Regions from separate parts of the Homo sapiens genome. Here region 1 is linked to region 2. The links are chromatin loops, found by intact Hi-C in ENCODE. Cell type or tissue: dorsolateral prefrontal cortex. All regions are shown on one strand. Each heading gives the region's core, and the rest is flanking DNA. Links, peaks and the distances in the headings are about the cores only. Region 1 overlaps MYCNUT (MYCN upstream transcript). Region 2 has its middle 38 kb from the start of LINC01804.

Region 1 (2,906 bases), core at 229-2,728, 270 kb before region 2:
ATATAATATGTACCAACAAGGTTAAAAAAATACACTTAGAGAAGTAGATGTGAAGGAAAAGTAAGTATTGCTTCAGGGTTTGGAAAATGCAGTTTCTTATTCATCTGCCTCCCAGATTTCAAGATTCAAGACAAACTCTTGCCAGCCCCTCCTGCTGACTTCTGACAGCCCAGCACACCTAGGGAACTCTGAGCTGAGATATGCCCTCCAGGTGTCTGTGTCGATCATAATCAGACAAAGGATGTTCTGTGCTTTTCCTTAAAGTCAGTCTGCGTGAGGTCCTCCCAGTCACCTCCCAAGCTGGGCTGATGTGTTCACGTTAGGGGTTTCTCATTCAGCTCTGGGGTGTCAGCAACACCACATCAAGACAGACTAATTGAGAGCCTACTATGTGCCGACTGATACCTCACACATCTCTGTTTACATCCCCATCTTATTTCCTAGAAAGTCTGCACCCTTCTATTCAACAGGGGCATAGCTTTCTGGAAATCCCAGAGATACACCACATCCAATGTGTCCCAAACAGAACTCATTATCTCTCCCCTGAAGACTACTCCTGCCAATGAATTGTCTCTTTCACTGGTACCCAGATCAGAAACCTGGCCTTTGGGCTGGCTGCCTTCTTTTTCTTCATCTTGCATTTTTGCAGTGGCCATATTTTGTTATTTCTACTTCCATCCAAGCCTTATAGAAGGTGTCAGAGCCGGACGTGGTGGCTCACACCTGTAATCCCAGCACTTCGGGAGGCTGAGGTGGGTGGATCACCTGAGGTCAGGAGTTTGAGACCAGCCTGTCCAACATGGTGAAACTCCGTCTCTACTAAAAATACAAAAATTAGCCGGGCATGGTGGCACATGCCTATAATCCCAGCTACTCCGGAGGCTGAGGCAGGACAATTGCTTGAACCCAGGAGGCAGAGATTGCAGTGAACTCAGAACGCACCATTACACTCCAGCCTGGGCAACAGAGTGAGACTCCATCTCAAAAAAAAAAAAAAAGAAAAAAAAGAAGGTGTCAGGATGTCTACACCCATTTTTCAAATACTAAGAACCTGCCACACAGTCAATGGAGAGTCACTGCTCCAATCTCCTGACATGCCTCTTTGCCCACCACTTCAGCCCCTGCCTCCAAGATCCAGCCCTTCCCAAGATCCAGCAATCAAATGGCTAATGTCTGGCACAAGAGGGGGCTTCCAGGAACTTGCTGCAACAAAAGGTCAGTTTTGTTTGGCTGGGGCCTGGCAGTCCCTTTCCTTACTAGGTGACCACTGTGCTCTGGGCCAGCTTCCTCATTGGACACAGTAGCACAGTGTCTAGGCCTACTGTACTTTTTTTTTTTTTTTTAAAGACGGGGTCTCACTCTGTCACCCAGGCTGGATTGTAGCAGCGTCATCTCAGCAACCTCTGCATCCCAGGTTCAAGCGATTCTCATGCCTCAGCCTCCTGAGTAGCTGGGATTATAGGCATGTGCCACTAAACCTGGCTAATTTTTGTATTTTTCAGTAGAGACGGGGTTTCACCATGTTGGCCAGGCTGGTCTCAAACTCCTGGCCTCAAGTGATCCGCCTGCCTAGGCCTCCCAAAGTGCTGGGATTACAGGCATGAGCCACTGCGCCCAGCCAACTATTAATCTTTTCTTAAAGGATGGGGTTCACAAGGGCAAAAGTGCGTCAGACCCAATGAAATCCCAGTGCATCCTGCTCTCAACTCCAAGCACCGCGCTCCTCCTTCTCGATGACCTCCTCCGTCCACTTCCTTCCTCTTTTGCTCACTTTTCTTTTTCCATCCACATTTGTTGATCACCTACTGTGTGTGCCAGTTCTGAGGATTCAGAAACAAGGAGGCCCCACTCGCTGCCCCCTGGATGCTTCCAGCCCAGAAGGCACGAAGATGAAGACATGCCCAACTGCAGTACCCTGTGGTCAATGCTACATAGGAGCCCAGGAGTGCCAGAGAGAGAGAGAGAGAGGCCTGCTCCAGCCATGCAGGGTGAGAGAGGCCTCCCCAAAGACATGATTTATGAACCCCAGGAGACAAGCACCCCAGTGCCCCTGCAGAACTCCCCTCACCCAGGATGGGAAGGCACAGCCCTGGGGATGCTTTGGGGTTTGACATTCTCTTCTCAGCCCTGTCGATGTCCACACAGCTGAACCCAGCACTGTCTGAGATGGGTCCCCTTTTCCGATTTTAGAGGGCTAGTGAGGATTCACTCTTCATGGTATCAACCCGGGCTGTGAGAGTGTCTGGGTCCCTCGAGAGGACCAGCACTACTCACCTCAGAGGAGGCGGCCCCTGGCAGTGGAAGGACCTACCTCCGGGGGAAGCAGGTGGAGGGGGTGCAGGCGACCACAGAACTCAGCCAGAGGCAGCTGTGTGTGCTTTGGTGCTCAAGCCTTCAGGGGTCCAAGGCTGCTGGGGTGGCCACCACGCTGGTGCTTAGACCTTAGCAGGAGGGAAGGCAGGGGTGAGGACACTTGACCAGATACGATGCTGGCTTGCTACCCCAGCAGCTCCCTGTTCTGCATCCCAAGGCAGCCTCCTTTATCTGTCTCCTCTTCTCCCCTCCACCCCACCCACACCATTGGCCCCAAAGGCTGGTCCTGCCCCAAGCATTTCCTATGTGTTCACACCTCTGAGCCTCTCCTTCTCCAGCCGTGATGTGTGACTTGGCCCTTGAAGCCCTCAAAGTTCTTCAGTGAAAGCCAAGTGTATTCCTCCAGCTGGAATTACCTGTGACTTTCTCTGTAGTCCCAAAATGTGCACAAAACTTATAAAGGTGTGTGGTGGCCCTTAGATATTTTGGTATAATTTAATTGCATGCATGTGTCTTGCTGCCTGGGTCAATTTCTTTGAGATCAGTGACTACATGTGACCTTTGCCTTCCCAGAGACCAGCACAGACCCATCA
Region 2 (2,906 bases), core at 241-2,740:
TCCGCTGGAGACAGAGGCTTCCCTGGGGGCAGGGCCCAGGGCTTCAGTTCCCACCAAGCTCAGGGGCTCAGGCTGCAGGGGCAGTGCCGGGAGGTGTGAAGGCCACAGAAGGGGCCGGGGCGCCCAAGGCTTTGGGTTTATCTGCGCAGTCGCCTCCATGTGGGAGCCCAGAGAAGGCTGCAACTCCTGGCCGCCCAATCTGCAGCCACAGGTGCTTCACCAAAGGGCTGGAGAAGGTGCAGGGCCAGTACCACCTTCTGCTCATGCTATCAGAGGGGCCCAGCACAGGCACTGAGGCTGTCGGCTGTGAGGGGCACCATCTCCTTTCGAGGACACGCTTCACCTCTGCAGAGCATTTTTACAAAACTATATGGTCTCCAGTGTCTCAAAACAAGTAGGGAAGTGAAGAGGGAACTGGCGTCAGGCGGTGCCAGGTTCATGTCCTGACGCTGGCCAAGTGCTCCTGGCTTAAGATGGGACCTCTCTAATTCCTCAAAGGGCAGAGATGATAATACCCATTTTGCTGAAGGTTATGACGTTTAAATGAGGTACAAGTTGTAAAACATTTTGCAGAGGGCTACAGTGGGGAAGGGAGCTAGCACCTTCTAGTGTCAACCAGACACCACGGTTTCACACGCTACCTGTTTCGTCTCCCAACAACAGTGCGAGGTTGTTTTTCTCATCCCTATGCTATCAATGAAGAACCACTCAGGGTTAAATGACTTGCCTCACATCACCCAGGCAGGAAGTGGCTGGAGGTTTTGAATCTGGGATCGGCTTGCTCTACACCATTTCACAAAGGTGAGCATGTTAATTACTACAGGGACCCCAGTCCTGGGTTTGGCCGCAGAAGAATCCTAAGTGAAGAGGTGAGGCCTGTGAGGCCTCGGTGGACCTGGGTTCCCAGGGTGTGCTAGGCCCCCACCCACAGGGCAGCAGGGAGGCTTGGAGGGGGGTATTGGGTGTCTGTGGGAATCTTTGAGTTCACCGGTCACTTGGAACTGCTGCTCTTTGAGGGGTGATTTACATCTCTCTCTGCTGGGCCGTTTGATCTCCAGCCTGAGGGCTGAGTGCATTAGTGCGTCCATCCCTCCCCCACCCACAGGGGTCCCATTACCAGCCCATGGCTAGCATGGCCTGACTGGGCTGGACCTTGGGACAGAGCCTGACTTATGGCTGTATTGGGCAGCCAGAGGGCCCGAGTTGGGAGGAGGAAGGATGCTCATCAGTATTATTTCCAAGGAGGCAGAGCAGTGGAGCCGAAAGAACATGAGCTCTGAGTCACAGGTGTCAAAGTTCGAATCCCAGGCCCATGATATGGACCAGCTGTGAGACTCTGGGACATTTTATGTAACTTCTCTGATTGGTTTCCTGATTGGTAAAGCAGAGGTGGTATAGCCTACCTCGAAGAGATTTTGGGGCGATAAAAGCAGATAATGAGTCCAGAGCTCCTGGGGTAGAAAGAGCACTCGATAAAAGGTGCCTAGAATTTTTGTTAGTCAGGAAAACTGGCCTGTGACAAAGCCCAATCCCTAAACATCAGCCTGTGCTTCAGGTTTGCGCTGTTTAAACGAAATGGGGCTTCAGGGGCTTTTCTTCCAGGTGGCGACCTGTGAGTCCCGGTGCTGAGAACTTCACCAGCCAGCCAGGATGGGAGGAGGGGCTGCAGGGAGAGACCATGGCGGGGCCTGGAGAACTCCTGGTTCCAAGTCTGTCTCCCAGCTGCTGCACAAAGTAACCATCTGAGCCGAGGCACAGAGGCAGGAAGGTGGACAAGGCAGGACAGAAGAGGACTCAGATGGAGCGCCTCAAACCTCAGGCTGGAGGGAGACTCTTCTGATCTGAGCACTGGTCTCCCTCTGCGAGAGTTCTCAACAATCAGCATTTATTTAATATCCCCGTGAGTGATTTACAGGAGCACAACTTCACCAAGGAAAGCTGGAAAACTGGCAGGAAAACCGCCTGGGAAGTTAGTACTTGTTTTATTTTATTTTTTTAAAAAAGGAAAAAAAAGGCTGGGCGCGGTGGCTCACACCTGTAATCCCAGCACTTTGGGAGGCCGAGGCAGGCAGATCACAAGGTCAGGAGATCGAGACCATCCTTGCTAACATGGTGAAACCCCGTCTCTACTAAAAATACAAAAAAATTAGCCAGGCGTGGTGGTGGGCGCCTGTAGTCCCAACTACTCAGGAGGCTGAGGCAGGAGAATGGCGTGAACCTGGGAGGCAGAGCTTGCAGTGAGCTAAGATCACGCCCGTGCCACTGCACTCCAGCCTGGGCGACACAGCAAGACTCTGTCTCAAAAAAAAAAAAAAAAAAATGGAAAAAAGGCTGAACGCAGTGGTTCACACCTGTAATCCCAACACTGTGGGAGGTCGAGGCAAGCGGATCACCTGAGGTCAGGAATTCAAGACCAGCCTGGGAAACATAGTGAAACCCTGTCTCTACTAAAAGTACAAAAAAATTAGCTGTGTGTGGTGGCACGCGTCTGTAGTCCCAGCTACTGAGGAGGCTGAGGCTGGGGAATCGCTTGAACTTGGGAGGCTGAGGTTGCAGTGAGCTATCATGCCACTGCCCTCCAGCTTGGGCAACAGAGCGAGACTTCATCTCAAAGAAAAGGAAAAAAGCAAAGGCATAATAGCTCTGGCAAAGTAGGTACCATGAAACTACCACAAACAATCAAATCAGGGCCCACTGAATTGGATGAGAGAGAATGGGGCCCTTCTACCCATTTGGCGAACATTAAAAGACACCCCTCTCTGCGGGAGGAACCTGCTCCTACGTGCACCTCCTTGGCCAGGCACTGGGACAGGGCACACAGCACAGGAGAGCACATCAGCCCTGAGTCGACTCCCTGTTGCACTCGTTCACAGCCAGGCATGTGTCGAAACCTGAGCTGGCCCTCA

What was found. Hi-C counts contacts between places; a loop is a spot of excess contacts. Peaks named below come from ENCODE experiments on the same cell type or tissue, not always from the same donor. Only the 100,000 strongest peaks of a DNase experiment are listed, where the experiment ranks them.
Region 1: it touches region 2 in a loop (2.2-fold over the local background); 6 of 110 quality-filtered maps call a loop at or near these places.

The regions. Positions count from the first base shown.
Region 1 is chr2:15,921,103-15,924,008 of GRCh38, reverse strand. MYCNUT (MYCN upstream transcript) reads right to left here. Exons shown (of 3, transcript NR_125783.1): 2 at 2,312-2,441. Among named protein-coding and RNA genes, the nearest start is that of MYCNUT, 2.2 kb to the right of the region's middle. In dorsolateral prefrontal cortex, for the core only: no CTCF peak of the experiment used is centred there; no DNase peak of the experiment used is centred there.
Region 2 is chr2:15,651,245-15,654,150 of GRCh38, reverse strand. No RefSeq gene overlaps it. Among named protein-coding and RNA genes, the nearest start is that of LINC01804, 38 kb to the left of the region's middle. In dorsolateral prefrontal cortex, for the core only: no CTCF peak of the experiment used is centred there; no DNase peak of the experiment used is centred there.